2 separate regions of the Homo sapiens genome follow, and region 2 is linked to region 1. Evidence: read pairs that join two places in POLR2A ChIA-PET (ENCODE). Cell type or tissue: OCI-LY7. All regions are shown on one strand. Links, peaks and the distances in the headings refer to the core of each region. The heading gives the core; the rest is flanking DNA.

What was found. ChIA-PET counts read pairs that join two places held together with the same protein. Peaks named below come from ENCODE experiments on the same cell type or tissue, not always from the same donor. Only the 100,000 strongest peaks of a DNase experiment are listed, where the experiment ranks them.
Region 2: POLR2A ChIA-PET joins it to region 1 with 13 read pairs; 1 of 35 experiments calls an interaction of 5 or more read pairs at or near these places.

Annotation. Positions count from the first base shown.
Region 1 is chr19:35,084,441-35,087,348 of GRCh38, reverse strand. HPN-AS1 (HPN antisense RNA 1) reads left to right here. Exons shown (of 4, transcript NR_024562.1): 3 at 249-393. It also overlaps the pseudogene LOC100420797. Among named protein-coding and RNA genes, the nearest start is that of HPN-AS1, 20 kb to the left of the region's middle. RefSeq lists enhancers at 861-970, 1,081-1,130, 2,417-2,908. In OCI-LY7, for the core only: no CTCF peak of the experiment used is centred there; a DNase peak (open chromatin) is centred at 1,208; H3K4me3 peaks cover 2,348 bases; H3K27ac peaks cover 2,500 bases.
Region 2 is chr19:34,132,705-34,135,612 of GRCh38, reverse strand. No RefSeq gene overlaps it. Among named protein-coding and RNA genes, the nearest start is that of LSM14A, 38 kb to the left of the region's middle. RefSeq lists an enhancer at 326-861 and a silencer at 845-1,254. In OCI-LY7, for the core only: no CTCF peak of the experiment used is centred there; a DNase peak (open chromatin) is centred at 1,132; H3K4me3 peaks cover 1,658 bases; H3K27ac peaks cover 859 bases.

The sequences.
Region 1 (2,908 bases), core at 136-2,635:
AAATCAGTAATTCTTTTTTTTCTTAAGCTGGTCTGAGAGTGTTTCTGTTATATTAGCTGAATGCATCTGATGGATATAGTCAAAAATGGGCATATAATCAGAAAATAGAGGTAAAATGTAGAAATAATGGAGACAGAATAAGTTTTTCCCTTGGGCCTATGGGTTTGGGTGAAGGGTTGGGGTTCCTAGAAACGACACGTCCCAAAGCTGGTGCTTATCTGAGCCATGCCTGGGCTGTCCCTCCGCAGGTGGACCTGGGTCCCATTAACCTGGACAGACACCTCCAAGATGAGCATGAGGGGGCTGCTGGATCTGTTCTCCTTTCACAGCTGTATCCTGAAGAATGGCAGTGAGCCGGAAGAGCCACAGGATTCGGCAAAGACGGACACACAGGTACCTGAGAACTCAACAGTTTTCCCATCAAAGGTGATGATGTGTGAGTGCCCGGCTGCTTGGCAGGTGCCAGGGGAGAATGGGTGGCACCCAAAGATGCCCCTTAGGGTCCCACATCTCTGCCCTGGCCCACAGGAGGAGGGGGAGCAGCACACAGCATGGGTGGAAGCCTCGCAGTGGCAGAATTGCTCACAGTGCTCCCTAGCCCAGAATGGCTCCCCGGCCAGGTGGTATCTGCCCCCCATGGAGCAGCTGCACTGGATGGGGGTCAAGCAGTCCGTGCCACTGAGCACAAATCCTGGGTCACACTGGCAGCCATCCTGGCATGGTGTCAGACAGCTGTCGGGCAGGGCAGGCTCGGTGCAGGAGCTGGGACAGGAGAAGCCACACAGCTCGTAGTGGCTGTCGGGGGGCCAGGTCAGCTCTGGAGGAACACAAGTCATTCAATGCAAGGATGTCAACTCACTGCCCCACGTTCAAATTATGTTCCCTGCTATCTCCCCAGAGCCCAGCTCACGGCAAACCTCAATGGATATTTGTTGGAAGAATTAATGAATGTGTCGAAGCCTTTTCTATAGCACATATTTGTTCAACTTTGGCATCCACTACATGCCGGGAACATCCCAGGGCCTGGGGACACAGCAATGACCAAGACAGAGATCCCTGACCTCATAAAACAGATGTTCTAGGGCAGACGTTGACAAGCTTCACCCTTGGGCCCAAATCTGGCCCTCCACCTGTTTTGGCACAGCCTACAATCTAAATAGTCTTTACATGTTTAAGTGGTTAGAAAAAAAGAAACCAAAAGAGGAAATTTTGTGAGGTGTGAAAATCATGTAAAATTCAAATTCCGGTGTCTATAAATAATGTCTTCATGAAAGCCAGCTCGCCGGTTCGTGTATTGTCTATGACTGTTCTTATGTTACAACAGAAGCTTTGAGTAGTTGTGGCAGAGTGTGGCCCTGAAAGCCTAAAATATTTATTATCTGGCCTTTTATCATAAAAGTGTGCTGGCCTATTCTAGAGGGGGGAAATGGGCGACAAACTAGCAATAAATAAAAGATAATTTTGGATTGAGAAACTGGGTTAGATCTGTGTTACCCAGCTTTAGGTAGCGCAGAGTGGCTGAGCCCCATGGGCTGATTTGAGGACAGTGGCTAGGGAGGCCTCTCTGCAGAGGTGACATTGGAGCTGAGGCCTGAATGATGGAAGGAGCCAGCCGTGTGTACGTCTGGGAAAGAGCATTCCAGGCCGGGGGAACAGCAGATGCAAAGACCCAGGGGTGGGAAGGCATTTGGCGTGGTCCAGGGACAGCAGAGAGGCCAGTGTGGCTGGACCCTCGGTGTGGAGTGAGCTAGACAAAGCCAGTGTAGGAGGAGGCAGGGTGAGCAGAGAGAGGCCGCTGTGGGGGCCTCTTAGGAGGAGGCTTGGAGGTCAGTTTTCATCCCAGAGGTAAGGGGGACCCAGGGATGCTTTTAATCAGGAATCTGATGAGATCTGACCTATGCTTTTTCATTTTTTTTATGTTTTTGAGACAGAGTCTTGCTCTGTCACCCAGGCTGAAGTGCAGTGGCACCATCTTGGCTGACTGCAGCCTCCACCTCCACCTGGGTTCAAGCGATCCTCCCGCCTCAGCCAGTGCACACCACCACACCCAGCTAATTTTTTTTTTTTTTTTTTGTATTTTCAGTAGAGACAAGGTTTCACCATGTTGGTCAGGCTGGTCTTGAACTCCTGACCTCAAGTGATCCACCCACCTCGGCCTCCCAAAGTACTGGAATTACAGGTGTGAGCCACTGTGCCCAGCCCTAACCTATGCTTTTAAATGCCTTATGGTAGGTTCTGGTGACACACTGGTGACCAAGAGAGACCCCATCCCTAACCCTTGTCTTTGGGGGTTTCACAGATCAGGGGAAAAACATACTGGAGGAGAGATTGCTGGGGAGGGTTTTGTGTGTGTGTGTGTGTGTGTGTGTGTGTGTGCGCTGGCGGAGTGGGGGTGTCCCCCAGTCTCAGGATTAATAAAGAAAGTCAGAAAAGGAGAAATGTCCTGGGTGGGATGTGGGAGATATTCCAGCTCAAAGTTCATCTTAATTTGAGCACCCAGAGTCTGGGGGCTGGAGGAGACACCTGCACCCTTCCTGGATGGGTTTCCTGGATTCCTGCTGCCTGGAATGTCCCCCCGCCTCCCCGCTCCCCCAGCCAGCTCGGCTCCCTTTTCCACCACCTTCAGTCTCCACTCCCAGGGCACCTCTCTGCACCCCAGGGAACCCTAACCCCCCAGTTTAATACTGCATGCCCCTTCTCCAGCACTCCCCAGCCCTGCCCCGCCTGACTTACTGTTTAATCACCTACTTACTGGCTGGGTTGACTGATTGTCTTCTCCACTGGAATGTCGCCTCCATGAGGGCAAGGTTTTGTCTGTTTGGGTCACTGCTGTGTCTGCAGCGCCTAGAATGCTGCCTAGCACTTAGTGGGTGTTCAGTTAACCTTAGTCAAAGTGTGTGATGCCCCC
Region 2 (2,908 bases), core at 139-2,638, 950 kb after region 1:
AGTTCAAGCCCAGTCTGGCCATTATGGCAAAACTCTGTTTCTATTAAAAGTACAAAAATTAGCCAGGCGTGGTGGCAGGCACCTGTAATCCCAGCTGAGGCGATCACTCGAATCCGGGAGGCAGAGGTTGCAGTGTGCCGAGATTGCGCCACTGCATTACAGCTTGGGCGACAGAGTGAGACTCTGCCTCCGAAAAAAAAAAAAAAAGAAGAAAGTCAAGAAAAAAGAAATAGTGAACAGGCCGGATGCGGTGGCTCACGCCGGTAATCCCAGCACTTTTGGAGGCCGAGGTGGGAGATCTTTTGAGCCCAGGAGTTGGAGACCAGCCTGTGCAACATAGTGAGACCGCCCCCTCTACAAAAATGTCATAATTAGCCGGGTGTAGTGGCCTGCGCCTGTAGCCTCAGCTATTTGGGAGTCTGAGGCGGGAGAATCACTTGAGCCCCAGGAGTTCAAAGCTCCAGTGAGCTAGCTCTGGTCACGCCAATATACTCCAGCCTGGGCTACCAAGACCTTGTATCAAGAAAAAAAAAAAAAAAGAAAAGAAAATAAAAAGAAATAGTGAAAATTTAGGCGAATTTAGGTGAAGCACAGGGTATTCGTCCAGGTGTGACATGCAAGGTGGAATGGTGGCAGGCAGCCCGACTCAATTCCAGGCCCTAACTCATCTTGGATCTGTGACCTGAAGCACGTTCCTGAGCGTCTCCGTTTCAATGTCTCAATTGCAAAGCGGATTAAATGACTCAACACAAGTAAGACAGGAGGAGCGCAGGGGCTGGGGCGTTCTCGGTAAGCTGAGAACAAGCCGGGTGGACGATGACCTGACGGCGCCGGCGAGACCCCGGGCCGGTTGCTGGGGTCGCACACAGGCAGCCGGAGGGGCGCGCAGGAGGGTCCGGGGCAGGGGCCGGGAAGACTGGGCAGATAAGAGAGCCGGAACAGGCGAGGCGGCCAAAGAGGCATCCAGGAGCCGCGACAAACGTGCGGGCAGCGCAACAAGTGACCCGCAAAGCACCCAACCACCACCTTAACGCTACTTCCCAGCCTGCCCCGCGCCCTCGGGCGCAGGCGCAGTGAGGTGGGCGGGGGGCACGGCCCAGTTTCGGGGGGCACGACCCGGCCCCTAGCCCCACCCCAGCCGCGGCCACGCCCCTCGCCGCGCCTCTAGAGCGGGAGGCTCGGCTGCTGGTTTCAGTTTGCAGCTAGGGAAGGTGGGGACATTGCCAGTGTCGAGTGGGTTGATCCTCCCTGGGTCCCTCTGCAAATTTAGGACCGTGCCACGAGTCCAGTCAGGAGCGGGACGCCTACCCTGCGGCGTCGTGCGCGCTTCAGGGGCACTATTGCAAAATAGATGCAGCTCTCAGGCAGTTTGCTTGTTCCTGGGTGAGGAGTTTTTGGTTAAAAAACAGTTGTTCCTCCCCGAGTTTGTGAAAGATAATGTATTTAAAAAATAAAACAAAGAAATTCCCAAGTCCCATCTGGAAATAAAAGATAGTTTTAAAAGACACCTGCATTAGATTGCTACAATAAAGTTATGTTTTCGTATTTTTTTCTTGATACAAAACAAATTTAAAAAAATATATTTTTAGACAGAGTTTCACTCTTGTTGCCTAGGCTGGAGTGCAGTGGCGCGATCTCGGCTCAACCTCCGCCTCCCGTGTTCAAGCGATTCTCCTGCCTCAGCCTCCCAAGTAGCTGGGATTACAGGCGCACGCCACCACTCCCAGATAATTTTGTATTTTTAGCAGAGATGGGGTTTCATCATGTTGGCCAGGCTGGTCTCGAACTCCTGACCTCAGGTGATCCGCCCGCTTCAGCCTCCCAAAGTGCTGAGATTACAGGTGCGAGCCACCGTGCCCAGCCAATAAAATATATTCTTTTTTATTTATTTATTTATTTTTTATTTATTTATTTTTATTGATCATTCTTGGGTGTTTCTCGCAGAGGGGGATTTGGCAGGGTCATAGGACAATAGTGGAGGGAAGGTCAGCAGATAAACAAGTGAACAAAGGTCTCTGGTTTTCCTAGGCAGAGTGTGTGTGTCCCTGGGTACTTGAGATTAGGGAATGGTGATGACTCTTAACGAGCATGCTGCCTTCAAGCATCTGTTTAACAAAGTACATCTTGCACCGCCCTTAATCCATTTAACCCTGAGTGGACACAGCACATGTTTCAGAGAGCACAGGGTTGGGGGTAAGGTCATAGATCAACAGGATCCCAAGGCAGAAGAATTTTTCTTAGTACAGAACAAAATGAAAAGTCTCCCATGTCTACTTCTTTCTACACAGACACGGCAACCATCCGATTTCTCAATCTTTTCCTCACCTTTCCCCCTTTTCTATTCCACAAAACCGCCATTGTCATCATGGCCCGTTCTCAATGAGTTGTTGGGTACACCTCCCAGACGGGGTGGTGGCCGGGCAGAGGGGCTCCTCACTTCCCAGTAGGGGCAGCCGGGCAGAGGCGCCCCTCACCTCCCGGACGGGGCGGCTGGCCGGGCGGGGGGCTGACTCCCCCACCTCCCTCCCGGACGGGGCGGCTGGCCGGGTGGGGGGCTGACCCCCCCACCTCCCTCCCGGACGGGGCGGCTGGCCGGGCAGAGGGGCTCCTCACTTCCCAGTAGGGGCTGCCGGGCAGAGGCGCCCCTCACCTCCCAGACGGGGCGGCTGGCCGGGCAGGGGGCTGACCCCCCACCTCCCTCCCTGACGGGGCGTCTCGCCTGGCGGGGGCTGACCCCCCCACCTCCCTCCCGGACGTGGCGGCTGGCCGGGCGGGGGGCTGACCCCCCCACCTCCCTCCCGGACGGGGCGGCTGGCTGGGCAGAGGGGCTCCTCACTTCCCAGTAGGGGCGGCCGGGCAGAGGCGCCCCTCACCTCCCGGACGGGGTGGCTGGCCGGGCGGGGGGCTG